Regions from separate parts of the Mus musculus genome. Here region 1 is linked to region 2. Evidence: chromatin loops called from intact Hi-C (ENCODE). Cell type or tissue: left cerebral cortex. All regions are shown on one strand.

What was found. Peaks named below come from ENCODE experiments on the same cell type or tissue, not always from the same donor. Only the 100,000 strongest peaks of a DNase experiment are listed, where the experiment ranks them.
Region 1: a loop joins it to region 2, with 2.4 times the contacts of the local background. A loop is called at or near these places in 2 of 42 quality-filtered maps.

What each region holds. Positions count from the first base shown.
Region 1 is chr3:14,526,656-14,534,655 of GRCm38, forward strand. It overlaps Lrrcc1 (leucine rich repeat and coiled-coil domain containing 1), which reads left to right and starts at 7,133. Exons shown (of 19, transcript NM_001163579.1): 1 at 7,133-7,367. The coding sequence starts at 7,279. In left cerebral cortex, no CTCF peak of the experiment used is centred here; DNase peaks (open chromatin) are centred at 3,937, 6,438, 7,197 and 7,726; H3K4me3 peaks cover 1,435 bases; H3K27ac peaks cover 1,438 bases.
Region 2 is chr3:14,378,160-14,386,159 of GRCm38, forward strand. No RefSeq gene overlaps it. Among named protein-coding and RNA genes, the nearest start is that of Slc7a12, 99 kb to the right of the region's middle. In left cerebral cortex, CTCF peaks have their summits at 3,557 (motif pointing left) and 3,758 (motif pointing right); a DNase peak (open chromatin) is centred at 3,623.

The DNA of each region.
Region 1 (8,000 bases), 150 kb after region 2:
AGTTCAAAGCAAATTTTTTTATCTTCTACTTCATAAATTTATCATAACTTCAGATAAGTTTTATATACCTTTTATTCCATATGTATTGATAAGTTCAAGACAATAGGTTAAGAATGATTTTACCAAGAAACTGGTCATCTATCGTATGTCTTATTCATAAATCTAGCTAATCATTTATTCTTTATTCTTGCACTCATAATACAATTACCCACTCCTTATTCATGACCTTACTTATCATAGTTCACACCAAGATCTGTGGTCTCATCCCTGGACCTAATCTAGAATGAATTTTTTCCTTGATCATTAATTTATTCCAAGCTTATTTTTCTTCCTAGAGCAATTTACATGGCCTGGAATGCATGAAAGCTCACTTAACTCCTTTTCTAACTTATGCAGCCTATAGTACTTTTTTACTATTTTTTTTTCTTTTATTAGAAATTTTATTTATTTACATTTCAAATGTTATCCCCTTTCCTGGTTTCGCCTCCAGAAACCCCCATTCCATCCCCCTCCCCCTGCTTTTGTGAGAGTGCTTCCCCACCCACCCACTCCCACCTTCATGGCATTCCCCTACACTGGGGCATCTAGCATTCACAGGACCAAGGGCCTTTCCTACCATTGATGTCCAACAAGGCCATCCTCTGCTACATATGTAGCTGGAGCCATGGGTCACTCCATTCTGGTCGGTTGATATTGTTGTTCTTTCTATGAGGTTGCAAACCCCTTCAGTTTCTTCAGTCCTTTCTCTAACTCTTCCACTGGGGACCTTTACTTACTATTCTATGAGGAGGGAATACATTCTATTCTTGATTCTAACTTTATCATAAATTTCTAGCAAAACAACTTTAACCATTCCCTTAAGCTTTCTATCAATTACTCTAATTTCCTAAAACTATTTAACTCAAATCAAGAATTCTGTAAACTCACTAATTCATCTAAACAATATTATTTTATGGAAGTTCATCTTCATGTTGATCTGCAAGAAAATTGGCTAATAAAGTAGACTATCAGCCAGAAAGTTATTACACCAAGCTATAGGCAGTGAAGGTCTCCCAATGCCCAATCACACTATGCCAGATATATGAGGAATACAGCTGCAAGAAGCCATCCTGGAACAAACTCCCTGAGGCTGTGCCTCTCTGGGATTCACCCATTGTAGCCATGCAAAATGGTGGGCCATCTCCAGGAAGCCCACTTGCCCACTGCAGCTCCTCCTGCATGGTGTCTACCAAATTGTGTTGAGTTTCTCTCTAAACTGATGTTGGCCATAGGCTGACTGTAAACTGTCTTTATTATGTTTAAGATTGTTCCTTGTATGTTGTGTGTAATTTTAAAAACATACTACTCTTTCTTGGGAGCTCTTTGCCATGTTGCCAGCAGGTGTTCCCCCATCCCAACCCCCCAGAGTGCTTCCAGTTCCTCCAGCTGGCTTTGCTAAGCTGCCAACAACTGCCCTTCACTGGGAGCTGCTGTTCACATGCTAACCTCCCCAGCTAGCTCTGCCAACAGCCAACTACCACCCTTTCTCCTGCCCACCCGAGTCACCACGGATAGAAAACACCAGACAGCCTTAATATTTTAAAGCCAGCCAGTTAACACAACTGCTGGGCAAAGAATACCCTGCCCATTCTCCTTAGCCTCTGCAAGCAGCTAAGAAGGCAACAAACTATTGTTCCCTGGACCTACTTGTTGATCCTTCCTACCCAAACTCCCAATCCTCTGCGCATCCCCCTCTCTTCCTCCTGGGATTCAGAAGTCCCGCCTTAGCCTTTACCTAGTGATGAGCTTCTGTTGTCTTTATTGAACCAATCAAGAAACAAATTTTAGTTATCCGCTCCTCCTCACAACACTTGTATGCCTAATATCTCTAGGACTTTTATCATGAAGGTGTATTACATTTTGTCAAAGGCTTTTTTTTTTTTTTTTTTTTTTTTTTTTTTTTTGCATCTAATGAGATGACCCTGTAGGTTTTGCTTTTCTTTTTCTTTCAGTTTGTTTACATGGTGGATTACATTTACTGATTTAAATAGGTTGAACCATCCCTGCATCTCTGGCATGAAGCCTATGTGATGATCTTTTAGATGTGTTCTTGGATTTGATTTGCAAGTATTTTATTAAGTGTTTTTGCATGTATGTTCACTAAAGAAATTTAGCTGTATTGTTTTTTCCTTCAATTTTTACATGGCTTGGGTATCAGGGTAAGTATGGTCTCATAAAATAAATTTGGTAATGTACCTTCTGTTTTTATTTTGTGGAATAGTTATAGGAGTACCATCATTTAATCCTTTGAAAGTCTAGTAGAGGGCTGGAAAGAGGGCTTAGAGGTTAAGAGCACTGACTGCTCTTCCAGAGGTCCTTAGTTCAATTCCTAGCAAGCAAATGGTGGCTCACAACTATTTGTAATGAAATCTGATGCCCCTTCTGGTGTGTTCGAAGAGAGCAACAGTATACTCACATAAAATAAATGAATAAATCCTTTTTTAAAGAAAGAAAGAAAGAAAGAAAGAAAGAGAGAGAGAGAGAGAGAGAGAGAGAGAGAGAGAGGGAAGGAGGAAGGAAAGAAGGAAGGAAGGAAGGAAGGAAGGAAGGGAGGGAGGGAGGGAGGGAGGGAGGGAGGAAGGAAGGAAGGAAGGAAGGAAGGAAGGAAGGGAGGGAGGGAGGGAGGGAGGGAGGGAAGAAAGGGAAGGGAAGGAAAGTCTGGTAAAATTCTGTACTAAAACCATCTGGCCCTGGGCATTTTTGTTTTGGAGACTTTCAGTGACTGTTTCTATTTCAGTAGGGTTTATATGCCTGTTTAAGTTACTTATATCATTTTTATTTAACTGTAGTAAATGATACATATCAAGAAATTTATCCTTTTCTTTTAGATTTTCCAACTTGGTTGAGTAAAAGTTATTAAAGTATGTCCTTATGGTTCTCCAGATTTTCTTGGTGTCTGATGTTACAACCCCTTGTCATTTTCTTTCTTTTTTTTTTTTTTAATGTTGTCATCTCTCTCCACTTTTTAGTTATTTTCAATAGGCACTGTCAGTGTTATTGACTTCATCAATGAATCAACTCTTTGTTTCATTGACTGACTCTACTTTTTTGTTTGTTTGTTTCTATTTTACTAATTTCAGTCCTGTGTATATTTCTAGTGGTCTACTCCTTTGGGGAAAGAAGAAAGTTATGCTTTCTTCTTTCTGTTTTAGAACTTTCAGGTTTGCATTTAAATTTTTAATATGAGGTATTTCCAATTATTTTATGTGGGAACTTAGCACAATGAACTTGCCTCTCAGAACCACTTTCACTGTATCCCAAGTTTTCAGTGCGTTTTGTATTTACTTTCACTCAGTTCTATCAAGTGTTTACATTCTGTCTTGACTCGTTTTCATTCAGTAGAGCATTGTTCAGTTTCCATGGCATCTTAAGTTCTCTGTTGTTGCCGAAATCAGTGGTATCAGTCATGATGCAGGGAGTTAGTTCTTCTATCTATTAAATCTTGCCTTGTTTCCAAATATGTGATCAATTATAAAGAAAGTTCTATGAACCACAGAGAAGAAAGTATATGCTTTTATGTTTGGGTGAAATGTTCTGTAAATATGTTAGGTCCATTTGGTTTATAACATCTGCTCGTTGCTGCATTTCTCTGTTTAGCTTCTGTCTGATGACTTGTCTGTTGGTTAAAATTGGGTATTGAAGTTTCCAAGATCAGTGAAGTCAGTTTCTGATTTTAGTAGGCATTCCTGTGGTACTTGGCCTGGAATAGCATGAGTAAGGAGAAAGTTTGGAGGGGACAGTCTAAGTGATCCGCTGGAGACAGGAACAGAGAGAAGGAGGAGGCCACAATCTGACTTTTGGGTGAGACTCAGGGGGTTGGAACAGTGAAGAACTGCAATTAGGCTCCCTGCTTAGCGGTCGGAGTCCTGTGGGTCCCATGGAATGCCTGCTGGAGCTAATGACTCATAAAGTTGTGAGGAGGAGGAAGTGAGATTGGAGGGAAGATCTGTGTGTTTCTCTGGAGCTGTGAGGAATGGGATACAGAGTTGGGAATGAGACTGGGAAGTTGGATTTGGAAGAAAGGGACTAGAGGTGAAGATCTGGAGTTGGCCTGCCTGCTTCCCTGGCCAGAATCGGTCATTGCAGTTTCAAATGTACCACTGGCACTTTCAGTTATGTAAGTGGAGCCAAGTGAAGAAAAGTCTTACAAACAGCCTCAGTAAGTGCTCTTTTTGCTGCTTGTCAGAGCTTGCCAACCTACTGCAGAACTTTACCTCAGCTGTCAATATAAAACCTTAATTTTTTTTAAGTTTCTTTTTTTCTCTATATGTACTTATATGTGTTTATCCAAACGTGAGCTTGGTGCATGTGTGTGGTATGTTCATAGCTGTGTATAGATATGTTCACAAGTATGAACCTGAGATCAGAGGAGAACTTTGGGTGTCCCACTCTACCACTGTTTGAGCTGTGTCCTTGAGAAAGTGTCTCTCCCTGGAGCTAGGTTAGCAGCCATCATGTCACAGAGACTCTCCTGTCTCTGATAGTGCTGGAGTTACAAGCCATGCCTAAACAGGACTCAATTTTTATGTGTTCTGGGTTTTTATTTCAGATTTAATTGCTTCCACACTTAAAAATTGTTAACCTTTTTTGCCATCTCCATAGCCTCAAAACTTCTCTTTTGAAAATAACAAAATATTTTAAGGAATAATGTTATTAGATCTATCACAGGAACTTGAGCAGTCTCAAAATGAGTTATTATCAGGGTCCAGCCTCAGCACAGGATCGGTGTACTCAATTGGAAGCAGGAATATCTAGAATGCACATAATAAATAGACACAGACAACATTTTGGGTAAAAACTGACAGGCAATTTTTCAAGGCTTAAAGTTACTATCCTCTCTCCTCCTTCTCCTCCTCCTCCTCCTCCTCTTCCTCCTCCTCCTCCTCCTCTTCCTCCTCCTCCTCTTCCCCTCCCCTCCCCTCCCCTCTCTCCCTCTCTCCCTCTCTCCCTCTCTCCCTCTCTCCCTCTCTCCTCTCTGCTCTCTTTCTCTCTTGCCCACTTGCAGCTTGAGGTTGCACACACCCTGCATTCTCTTACACACTCTGCTTTTTTCTCCTGTGTGCTTTTCTTTCCTCAAACTCTTACACTCCTACATAACCTCTGTGCGTTCCCCTTTCACTCACACACACACATTTCCACACACATCTCACATTCTCCCCTCACTCATTCCCCTTTCACTCACACACACACACTCTCCACACACATCTCACACACACATCACATGCACTCTTCTTTCACACACACACACACACACACACACACACACACACACACACACATTTTCACACACATTTCGAATTCTTTCCTCACTCACTCTTCACATGTTCTGCTCATGGCTCTCTTGCCTTTCTCTTGCCCTAGTCTTTTATTGATACTCCAAAAGCAGATAGAAAAAAAGACATTGTATAATCATTGTCAAATCAAATTCATAAGAATAACCACACCCACAAAGAATCAAGAATTACAATTGTTCCCCAAAGTTTCAAGCGTTCCCTATTCCCAGGCCTGTAGCCAAAATAACAATAATTGTAAACTTATCATTATTTAACCTTTAATCTTTGAATTATTATACTTCAGAGCTCAGAGCTATGAGGCCAGCTACTTGCATTTTCTTGTGACGCTCTAATGATAAATGACATGGGCAAAGCTGCCAGGCAGTGGCCAGAAAGAATCAAGTTAACCCTTAACTCAATAGTTCTGCTAGCTTTCTGCTTTTGCACATTGCACACAATGGCTTTCCTAAGAGTCCCAGTGTTTTGACTTAGGTTTACGAATATATAATTTTATGTATCTTTACTTTCTTATTCAGAAACCACTCTTAAATGTTGTGCAAAATTTATTTCATAATTTCAAAAAAACTATTCCTTTCTTGGGATACCAATGTTGGCTCTAATTCATTTTCTAATAATTTCTTCAAACTTTCTTTGCAAGTCAAGCATTAATCTGGAACTATCATTGTTCAGTTATTATATTGTTTTCAAGATGAGAACACACAGCAGGCACCATTAGGACTGTGCTGTGCTGTGTCCCTATGCCTCAATTTTTAACTGTTTAAGAATCAAGGAACGTCTAGTTTCACAGAATTCACCAGAGCAGAAGGGAGAAAGAAATAAGAAAGTCAGATATAATAGAATAATTATGCCCACCAAGACCAACTGAAAGACAGGCACCCACAAATGAATTCTATACAGCTGTTATTCAGGGATAAGATTAGAAGTGGGAACGACTGTTTTCTACAAAGAGCTGCAGTGGGCTACTGAGATGTCTCCATCCTGGCCTACTGCGGGCAGTCGCTGTCATGGTATGCTGTCCCCAACAAGTTATTTATGTGGTAGCCAGGAAAACTGTATTTTGGTGGCTGTCTCCTTATCTTTGCAATGCCTTTGTGTGGCGGCTACACATCCTTGAGGCTGTAGATAGGTTGTCCCCACTGTATAAAAAACTAAAACATCAGGATATTTTCCCACACGTGTGCACTAACAAAGGTGTACAAACTCTTTGGCATCGTTAGAATATCTTTTTCAACATAGTCTGAACATCCCCTACCATTTTGTGAGATTTTCTGAAGAACTGTGGAAATAAGGTCCCTGAAAGGAGATCAGTCTATCAGTTGGGAGGGAAAGGGGGTCAACTTATGTCATGACTGTCATCACCTACCAAAGAAAAATTTTATACCACAATGGAAAAACCATTGTCTCACCAACTCTACCTTGAAACAGCCCAGTGAAGTATCTTTGGAGTGTTTGCTTTTGCAGAGGCATTGAAGAGTGTCTCTTGAGCGAATTCTTTAAAAAGCTGAACATTTTTTTCTCATCACAGGGAGACCAGCATACATAAATAAAGGCATTGCACAAATACTTAAGGATTTAACAGGAGTTCAGTGACCAAAAACGGGGAACATTACTATGTCTGCAAGATCACGTCACGAAGTATAAAAGCAAACTATTGAGAAAAACGCCTCCATATGGCAGTGGGCTATAAATAATGTTCAGTAGCCCACTCATTCCAAACCAACAAATGGAAAGGCTTTACTTTAAAGGCAGATGCCGTAAAAGTCAAGCCCTCTTTGAGCGGCGCCGTTGTCCTGCTTTGCGGCCGCGCAGGGCGGGGAAAGTGCGGCAGGCGGTTAGAGTCCTCGCCCCGCCCCTTGCTCACTCCCCGCTCCCGCTTTTGGAGGCGTGAGCAAGCTGGGACCCAGCGCTGGGCGCCGGTTAACACCCACTCCCCGTCGCGGGTACCATGGAGGCGGCGGTGTGTAGCGAAATCGAACGGGAGGATGGCGACAGCAGCTGCGGGGATGTGTGTTTCATGGACAAAGGCCTGCACAGGTAGCTGCCGCCACCCGGTTGGACCTCGGGTTGGCTGGCTTCGGAGAGCCGGGCTTGTGCAGGAAGCGGGTTCCTCCCCATCCTCCCAGCACAGTCTGGGGCTCCTCTCTGTCCCCCAGCATAGCCCGGGGTTTCTCTGTGTTCCCCCTGCACGGCCCGGGGCTTCTCTTACTCCTCCCAGCATTGCCCTGGCTTCCTCCCTGCCAAGCCCTGAATCCCTCCTGGCTCACTCAGCTGAGCTCAGGGTTCTTCCGCATCCTCTCCACAGATCCCGGGGTTCCTTTCTCTCCACCACCCAGCGCAACCTGCGGTTCTTTCTTACGGACCTGCTGAGCCCAAGCTTCCTCTTTCCCCTCTCCTCGCCCCCACTTTCGCACCCCCTAGCTGTTGCTCTTCCTGGTCTCCTTCCAGGAGCCTGAGAAGTGGGGCAAGCAGCAAGGCAAGCCTTCTCTACTCCCTGCTTACATCTCTTGCCTCAGTTCTCACCCGTTTTTAAGTTCTTTTGCATAAGACACAATCAGAGACATATCCATACAGTTGTTGAAAGTACCAAATATAACTCTTACTGACCCTGTTTTATGTTACTGAGACTGCTCAGTGGTTTTTCAGGCCCCTGGATTTTCCATACTCTGT
Region 2 (8,000 bases):
TGTCTTATGGCATGTGCCTTAAAAATATTCAAAAAAGGATGATATCTTTTCTCTACCTTCCTGGTCCCCAGGCCTATGGCAGGCAATCAATTTAGCTGGTCCTGGGTCCTACCAAACATTTGCCTTTGCTTTTTATGTGTTTGTATCCAGAATAGTAGAAAGGAATACCGTCACTGGTACTATGGGACTAAGAGAAGGAGCTATAGGTTTCCTTCCTGCTCTGTGATTCTCTGTACTTGATGACGGCTTTCTGTCTTTCTGGAGAGCTGACCTTCACAGGAGGGTTCAAAAAGTAGCCACTAGGGACAGGGAAAGGAGAGAGAATGGCAGGGAAGAGGAGTCCACACTGAGTCTTTATAGGTGAGAAGGTAAGCACACTTCTTCCTGCCTCAGATTTTCAGGTCTTTCATGACAAGAATTCTGAATGGTCCTGTTACTTTCGGGATAAGCAAGTTTCCAGATTCCATGATCAGGTAGAGAAGGTGACTATGAGGTGTCCAGCCTGGGAACAAGGTCAAGAAGAGATGAACACATGGCTGGAGTATCTCAGGAGAGAAAGTCAGAGCTAGTTTTGCAGCGTCATGGAGGGCTCCTTGAGTCAGGCTCTGGCTAAGCTCCAGGGTAACAGAATCTGAGTTCTCTTCATGGGATTGGCAAAGCAGGAGAGATGACATTCATAGGTTCAGGAACACAGTCTCTCCACCTCAGCAAGGTGACCCCTCTTGAAGAGACACCATGAAGAGAACATTAGTTTTCTGATAGTCCATTAAATTCACTCACAGAAACATGTTTCTTAAGACTGAACACTGTTTAGCTAAGGACACGGCTATCAAGGTATGCATATATTCACCAAAATGGGCTATGCATGCTACACTAGTGAACTGTCTCTAATGAAACTGTTTACCCAAGCAAAGGCTACAGTACTGCTTCCACAAGCCCCATTCAGTACACCAAGAAGGGCTTTGCTCACTGTGACACAGTGAATACAAGTTCCATCTTGTACTTGTCTCCATCCTCATTGGAAGGCAAAAGGGGACATAAAGATTCATAAAACAGCTCTTAAAGAGTTGTGTGTGTGCACATGTGCAAGTGTATTCCCATGACTATGTGAGGCATGTAAGCAGGCATGCCCTTGAAAACTCTGGAGATGTCAGTCCAAGGTCAACAGAGTGGCAGTATAGAAGGGTCAGGAGCAGACACTTCAGACTGGGCACAAAGGCTTGTCCAGACTTGGAAGTGCCCACTAAGATCTTCAGTCAGGATAATCTACTTCCTGAATTTTCTAGGCCTTTGAGGCAAGTCTTCCTAAGCTCATAAACAAAGAACATCAGAGCTGGGTGGGTCCTCTTAAGCCTGGCTGCTCTGGTATGGTCTCTGGATCTGCAACATCAGCACCACCTTCTCCTGGGAGCTTGTGAGAGATATCTTGGCTCAGGCTCCACCCAAAGCTATTGAACTAGATCGTGTGTTTTACAAGATTCCCCAGGAGATATATATGCACATCAGAGCCTCGGAAGTATTTCCCCAGGACTAATTTAGGCCAACATTTCACTTCACAAACAAGGCCCTGACACACAAAGGGGAGGAGGAGGACCCAAAGCTACACAGCTGCTTCCAATCTTGGCTTCACCACTTGCCAGAGACTTTGTGTAAGTCATTTAAAAATGCACTGACTCTCACTTTCCTCTTCTATAATATAGGGTATCACCCTCAACTACAAGGGCTTTCACATGCACTAGATAAGACAGCATCCAAATTAGGCTTCATAAATATTGACAGTCACTATAGTCCTAGCTCTCTGCTCTCCCTTCTACCTCTCAATGCAAGCCAGCTTCTCTATAGACAGTACTACATTATAGGGATATGTCCTGGTTCAGGAGGTTCTATGCAGATCCTATTCTGCCATTTGACCTTGAACTGTGTCCCAAATTGTTCCCTGGTTCCTGGCTTTGGTTTAGTGGTTCATAAATAAGATGATTCAGTCTCAAAAGGTCAATGGTCTTTGAATTATCAGTGATACAGAATAAACCAGAAATGACAAATTTATGTTTCCAAACTAACCAAAAGAAGGAGACACTATTAGGGTAGTCTAGCCCTAGGAAGTCTATAGATCTTTCCTAGAATGGTTCTGCCTTGACATGTCCAAGTACCTCAAGTGCCTAGGTGTGCCCCTCAATGCAGTTTTTCTGAGGATTGAATCCAAGGCCTCACACATGCCTGCTAAGTGCTCTTCCAGGAGCTACACTGAAAACTCCTCTTTCTTCTTCAACTAATAAAAAGGACCCTCAAGGCTTCAAGTATCTCTGTGGGGATGGGGTTAAAGAGGAGCGAGCCCAGTCAGACTGGAGGACAGCTGTTTTCAAAGCTTTGCAAGATGTTAGGTGAGAGAAGTCTAAACCTGTTCTCATGGACTCTGGAGAACAGAAACAGAAAGTTCAAATAAGTCCTCTCTACTCATAACAACTGGTTACAAACAGCTCCAGAAGTTCCTGTAACCATTAGTCCTAAGGCAAGTGAGCTGCAGAGGGAAGGGCTCCCTTGCTGTAAGACCAACTGGCAAGGCTGGCAAAGCTGGCATAGACTCCAAGGGCTCCAGTATGAGCATCATCTCAGGCAAGCACTTTTCAAATAGTTTCCCATGTCCCATCCCGACCTGATCAGAATCTATAGGGTGGATCTGGGATCTATTTTAAAAGCATCCCTCCACACCCTGCAATGGTTTTAGTAACAGGTGTGTGTGTGTGTGTGTGTGTGTGTGTGTGTGTGTGTGTGTGTGTGTGTGTTTGAAGGCAGGACCAGGGACTGGAGGAAGGGAGTTAGAACCATCCAATGACTGGTTCCCAAGGGTCTGTGTTCTATTTCTCAAACTACCCCCACCCTTACCAGGGCCTAAGGATGTTGGGGACTGTAGCTTCACAAAGTATGTACTCTTGATTTGGGGATTACTTAAACATCTAATAGCAACACACACACACACACACACACACACACACACATTTTTGTAGCAAGGTTATTCTGTAGCAAGATTGGCTTTGAACTCACGTTCTTCCTGCCTTAATCTCCAAACACATTCTCCCTCATCTCTGAAGACTGATGTCCCATGGAAGCCACCCTTTTAGATGACCCAGACTTGTGGTCTTGAAGGAAGACTGATGGAGCCACGACTTCCATCAGAACAGGCAGCTTTCTTCCACCACACCTAAACGGCCAGGACACTCATGCAACTGGGAGTCCTTTATGCCATTCTTTCCCCTACGGGCATCCTGGACCATGTCCAGGTCGCCCTTAAATGGAAAAAAAGGGGGACTCTGTCAGTTTCTCTCCTTTGGGTCATTCTTGTGCTTTGGTATGCCACAGGTCAGTGTTAGAGCACACCTCTTTCCGGGGACATTAGATGTGCTCGCGGAAGCACTGGGTCATCAACACCCACAGCAGAACGGGAGTAGCTAACAAAAATAACATGAAATTTAAAAAAGAAAAAGAAAAACGGAGTGGCTGCCTTTGGCCTTGACCCCACAGCGCCACCTGGTGTCGATCCGTACAGAGCAAACTCGACGCCTGCAAATCTCTGTGGCTCCCCACGCCCTACGCAATTACGGCCATCTGCTGGTACCCGAGCTTCACTGTGTATAAATAAATGATGTGTGAAGTCCCTTCTGCACTGCGTGATTGTGAGAAGGTCAATGGGGAAAAGTGAGACAGAGTACTAGGGCTGGCCTGATGGTACTGTGCTGGGCCTCCGCAGCCAGCAGAGGGCAGCCTGTCTCCACCTTTGGATCATGGTATTCTGTGTGTCCCGTCCAGGTAGGAGGATCCATTTGTGTTTATGGAATAAACCATTGTCCTCTGCGCACAAACCTCCCTGAGAATTTCCTGTAGGTCTTGAGCCATGTTTGAGAATTGTCAGGGCCACTTAGGGCTAACACTCTTTGATCTCCAGCTGTTGGGCAGGTGTTGTAGGTCCAATGTTGGAGCATTGCTGGCCTGATCCTCTGGCTAATAAAAGCATAAAACCTATTGGTTAAATTCCACTCACTGTTTTGAAAAACTCAGTGAGGGCGCATTTTCATGGATTGACACAGCATAGCTCTGGGTACAGTAGGTGTACCTAAGATGAACAACACTACAACCCTTCAGACAAGCCTATTTTCCAAGCCTGCTCTTCCGTACAGCTGGTTGTGAGGCCCTAGCAGAAAAGCAGATGGCTAGCTGCCTCTCCCCACCATACACACACACACACACACACACACACACACACACACACACACACACACACACACACTTCCAAGAAGTGAGATCTCTGGAGTTGATACAAAAAGTCCTCTAGCTGAATTTCTCTTTACAAGGGGCTTTGCAAAAGCTGAAGTGCTGAGTACATTGTCAGGACATAACTGAGCCTTTCAAAAGCCAAGTCCACAAAATCCCCGCATCCTGAGATGGGGTGGAGGGCAAATAGGGGAAGGTGGTGGCCTTTGATCATTTGGTTTCCTTAGAACCAATACCACAAAGTAAACAGACCTTAGAAAACTCCAGAGTGATTGCCTTTGGTTCATTTCAACTAGGCCTTGCCAAATCCAGCCCTGGCTCCCTGGGTCCCTAGGACCCCCACAGACAGATGAGGAAAGAGTTCAGTTCTAAATTGCTTTATTGATCAGATGATAAATCAGCTTCAACAGCCCATGCCTACAGCCCTTGCAGAGAATCGATGTACAGCCTTGTCCCTTCCGTCTTGGGGAGCATCAAGGCCCAGCCCTTCCCCTTCTCCCCTCTGCTCCTTACCTTGGGGCCTGGATGGGCTGGGCAAGATAATGAAGGTTACTAGAGAAAGATGGGGTGATAGGAGAAGGGTCTGTGTCTGCGCTGGAGAGGAATGAGGACGTGGGGTTCAGAGGAACCCTCAGGAGTGGCTAGAACACAGCTCTACCCTGGGCTATGCTGCATCAAAAAGTGTCCATCCCAGCTACCCGACCCAAGGTTAGACCCAGAATTGACTAATCCAAGATCTGGATGACTGATAAATGTAAATGCTTGTTCAGGAATTCATTAGGATCTTCCTTGCCCATCAAAGAGGGAACTTGATGCCTAAGGAGGTCAGGCAAACTCTAGACTTTGGGGTACTCTGACATGGGTTGCTCTCCATTCCTAAATGAAAAAAAAAATTCACTATTTCCACACTCAAAGGCAAGACGCCAGAGAAAGAGCTCTTTCTGATGGCCCCACAATTCTATCTGCACCTCCCTGCCTCTCATGGGGACTTCTCAGACTGAGATGCACCAAGAATCTCAGACTCCTACCCAGAGGAAACTCTCTGGAAGCCAATAAACCACAACCTTTTCTAGCCCAATAAACCCAGCTTTTCCTGCCTACACTGCTGGTTTGCTCTACTGGGCTCCAATGGCATGGGCTCAGGTGTCCTGGCCAATAGAGGGTGGACATTCAGCCTAGAAACAGAGGTCGATGGGGGTGAGGTGTGGAGTGAGGGACCTGGTCTCTGGAAAGGGGTGACTAGACAGATGTCTCCTAAAGGTAATGGTATCAAATGCCAGGCAGGAGGAAGCCCTTAGTGGGGAAGGAGTTCAGGCAGACCCCTAAACCAAAAGAAGCCAGATACCCAAACCCAAGTCATTAATGATGTGCAGGAGGGCTGAGTGAGAAAGAATCTTGGAGGTGTCCAAGGCTTCTGGGAATGGACTGCTGATTAAAAGCTCAGGAGTAGGCAATATGCACAGGCCACAGCAGTCTCACTCTGAGTGGACCAAGGACCCAAAGTGTTTGGCATAGCATCCTTTGCAGTAGATCTCACCATCCTTGTCTGCCAGGGTTGACAGAAGGCTTTTGCCACATTTGGCACATCGGAAGCAGGACTTAAGTCAGGACTTCTCAGCAGCAATCACCTTCTCTGCATCATAGACTGTATGGTTACATCAAACTTGGATGCCTCTGGGTTGGTGGTGGGCCTGTACCCGGGAGCTTCCTGTGGCTTGATGCCCAGACACTCATCCTTGTCCGTGCTCAGAGTGCCTGTGCCCCTCCTGTTGCCTTAGTTTTTTGGCTCTTACTTCTTGCTGTAACATGACTTGAAATAGCTCTCTTTGCCGTGCACTGCCACAGTGGTGCTGTCCAGATTCTTCTTGCAAATCATGCACAGAAAACAGGATTTATGGAAGCTGTTGCCCTCTCACTGGACCTCCTCAGCAAAGTAGACTGTCTTCTGGCAAACCATACACTTCTTGCTTCCTCCCAGTTTGGCATTCTGGCAGCTGCTAGGAGGCACACGGTGACAGCTCTCCGGGAACCTGTCTTGTGGTCCACTTTCAAATGTTTCGAATATATTCTTACTATTCACCTGAACATGTTATCTTCCTGGTACTAGCAATTATACAAATGATGCTGAACTTCAACACAAATACACAAACTAATTTAATCATCTCCTTTAATCTTTTTTCAAACTTTATGTAATTTTTATAATAATGATGCATCACTATTATATTTGGTATATTAAATATTCATGATATAAAATTTCACAGTGGTTAAAAGCACTGACTGCTCTTCCAGAGACCCCGTGTTCAATTCCCAGCAGCCACATGGTGGCTCACAACCAACTGTAATGGGATCCAATGCGCTCTTCTGGTGTGTCTAAAGAGAGAGACAGTGTACTCACATATATAAAATAAGTAAACCTTTTAAAAATTTTGCCTTATTCTTTCCATTTTAAAATCATCAAATCCCCCACTAAATTCACTGTAACAAGTAATACACAGTATGAGCTATGAGTAATATACAGGTGAGCTATGGCTCATTCAGGGTACAGCCCCTGGAGAGTGGCTCACTTTCCAGTAATGGCCAGACATCCAAGAGTATATGAACAGCAAAAATTGTGAAAAGGGACCTGGGAAGAATCAGAAGAACTAGGTGTGATCAAATACATTGTGATCAAAAATACATTGTTTTAAACTATCTAAGGACAAATAAAATGTGAAAATAGCAAATGTACAAACATAATAGCTTTTCTAACAACAATCACCTGCTGAGGAACAAATAATGAAAAATCTTTTTTCTTCTTTTGATTGTTACTTTTTCTCTTTTGTTGAAAATAGATTTTGCCTCATACAGTTCATCCTGGCTACATTTCCCCTCCCTCTAGTCCTTCTATTTTCCCTACCTCCCATTCCATCCAGACCTCTTTCTGTGTCTCATTAGAAAAGAACAGACTTTTAAAATATAAAATACTCAAAATAATCTCAAAACTAAGTATTTAGAAATAAAACACACGGGACTGGTGAAAGACCTCCACGATGAAAACTATAGGTCAAACAAGAATTTTTATTTTTTTTTTCCATTTTTTATTAGGTATTTAGCTCATTTACATTTCCAATGCTATACCAAAAGTCCCCCTTACCCACCCACCCCCACTCCCCTACCCACCCACTCCCCCCCTTTGGCCCTGGCTTTCCCCTGTACCGGGGCACACAAAGTCTGCGTGTCCAATGGGCCTCTCTTTCCAGTGATGGCCGACTAGGCCATCTTTTGATACATATGCAGCTAGAGTCAAGAGCTCAGGGGTACTGGTTAGTTCATAATGTTGTTCCACCTATAGGGTTGAAGATCCCTTTAGCTCCTTGGGTACTTTCTCTAGCTCCTCCATTGGGAGCCCTGTGATCCATCCATTAGCTGACTGTGAGCATCCACTTCTGTGTTTGCTAGGCCCCGGCATAGTCTCACAAGAGACAGCTACATCTGGGTCCTTTCAGTAAAATCTTGCTAGTGTATGCAATGGTGTCAGCATTTGGAAGCTGATTATGGGGTGGATCCCTGGATATGGCAGTCTCTACTTGGTCCATCCTTTCATCTCAGCTCCATACTTTGTTTCTGTAACTCCTTCCATGGGTGTTTTGTTCCCACTTCTAAGGAGGGGCATAGTGTCCACACTTCAGTCTTCATTTTTCTTGAGTTTCATGTGTTTAGGAAATTGTATCTTATATCGTGGGTATCCTAGGTTT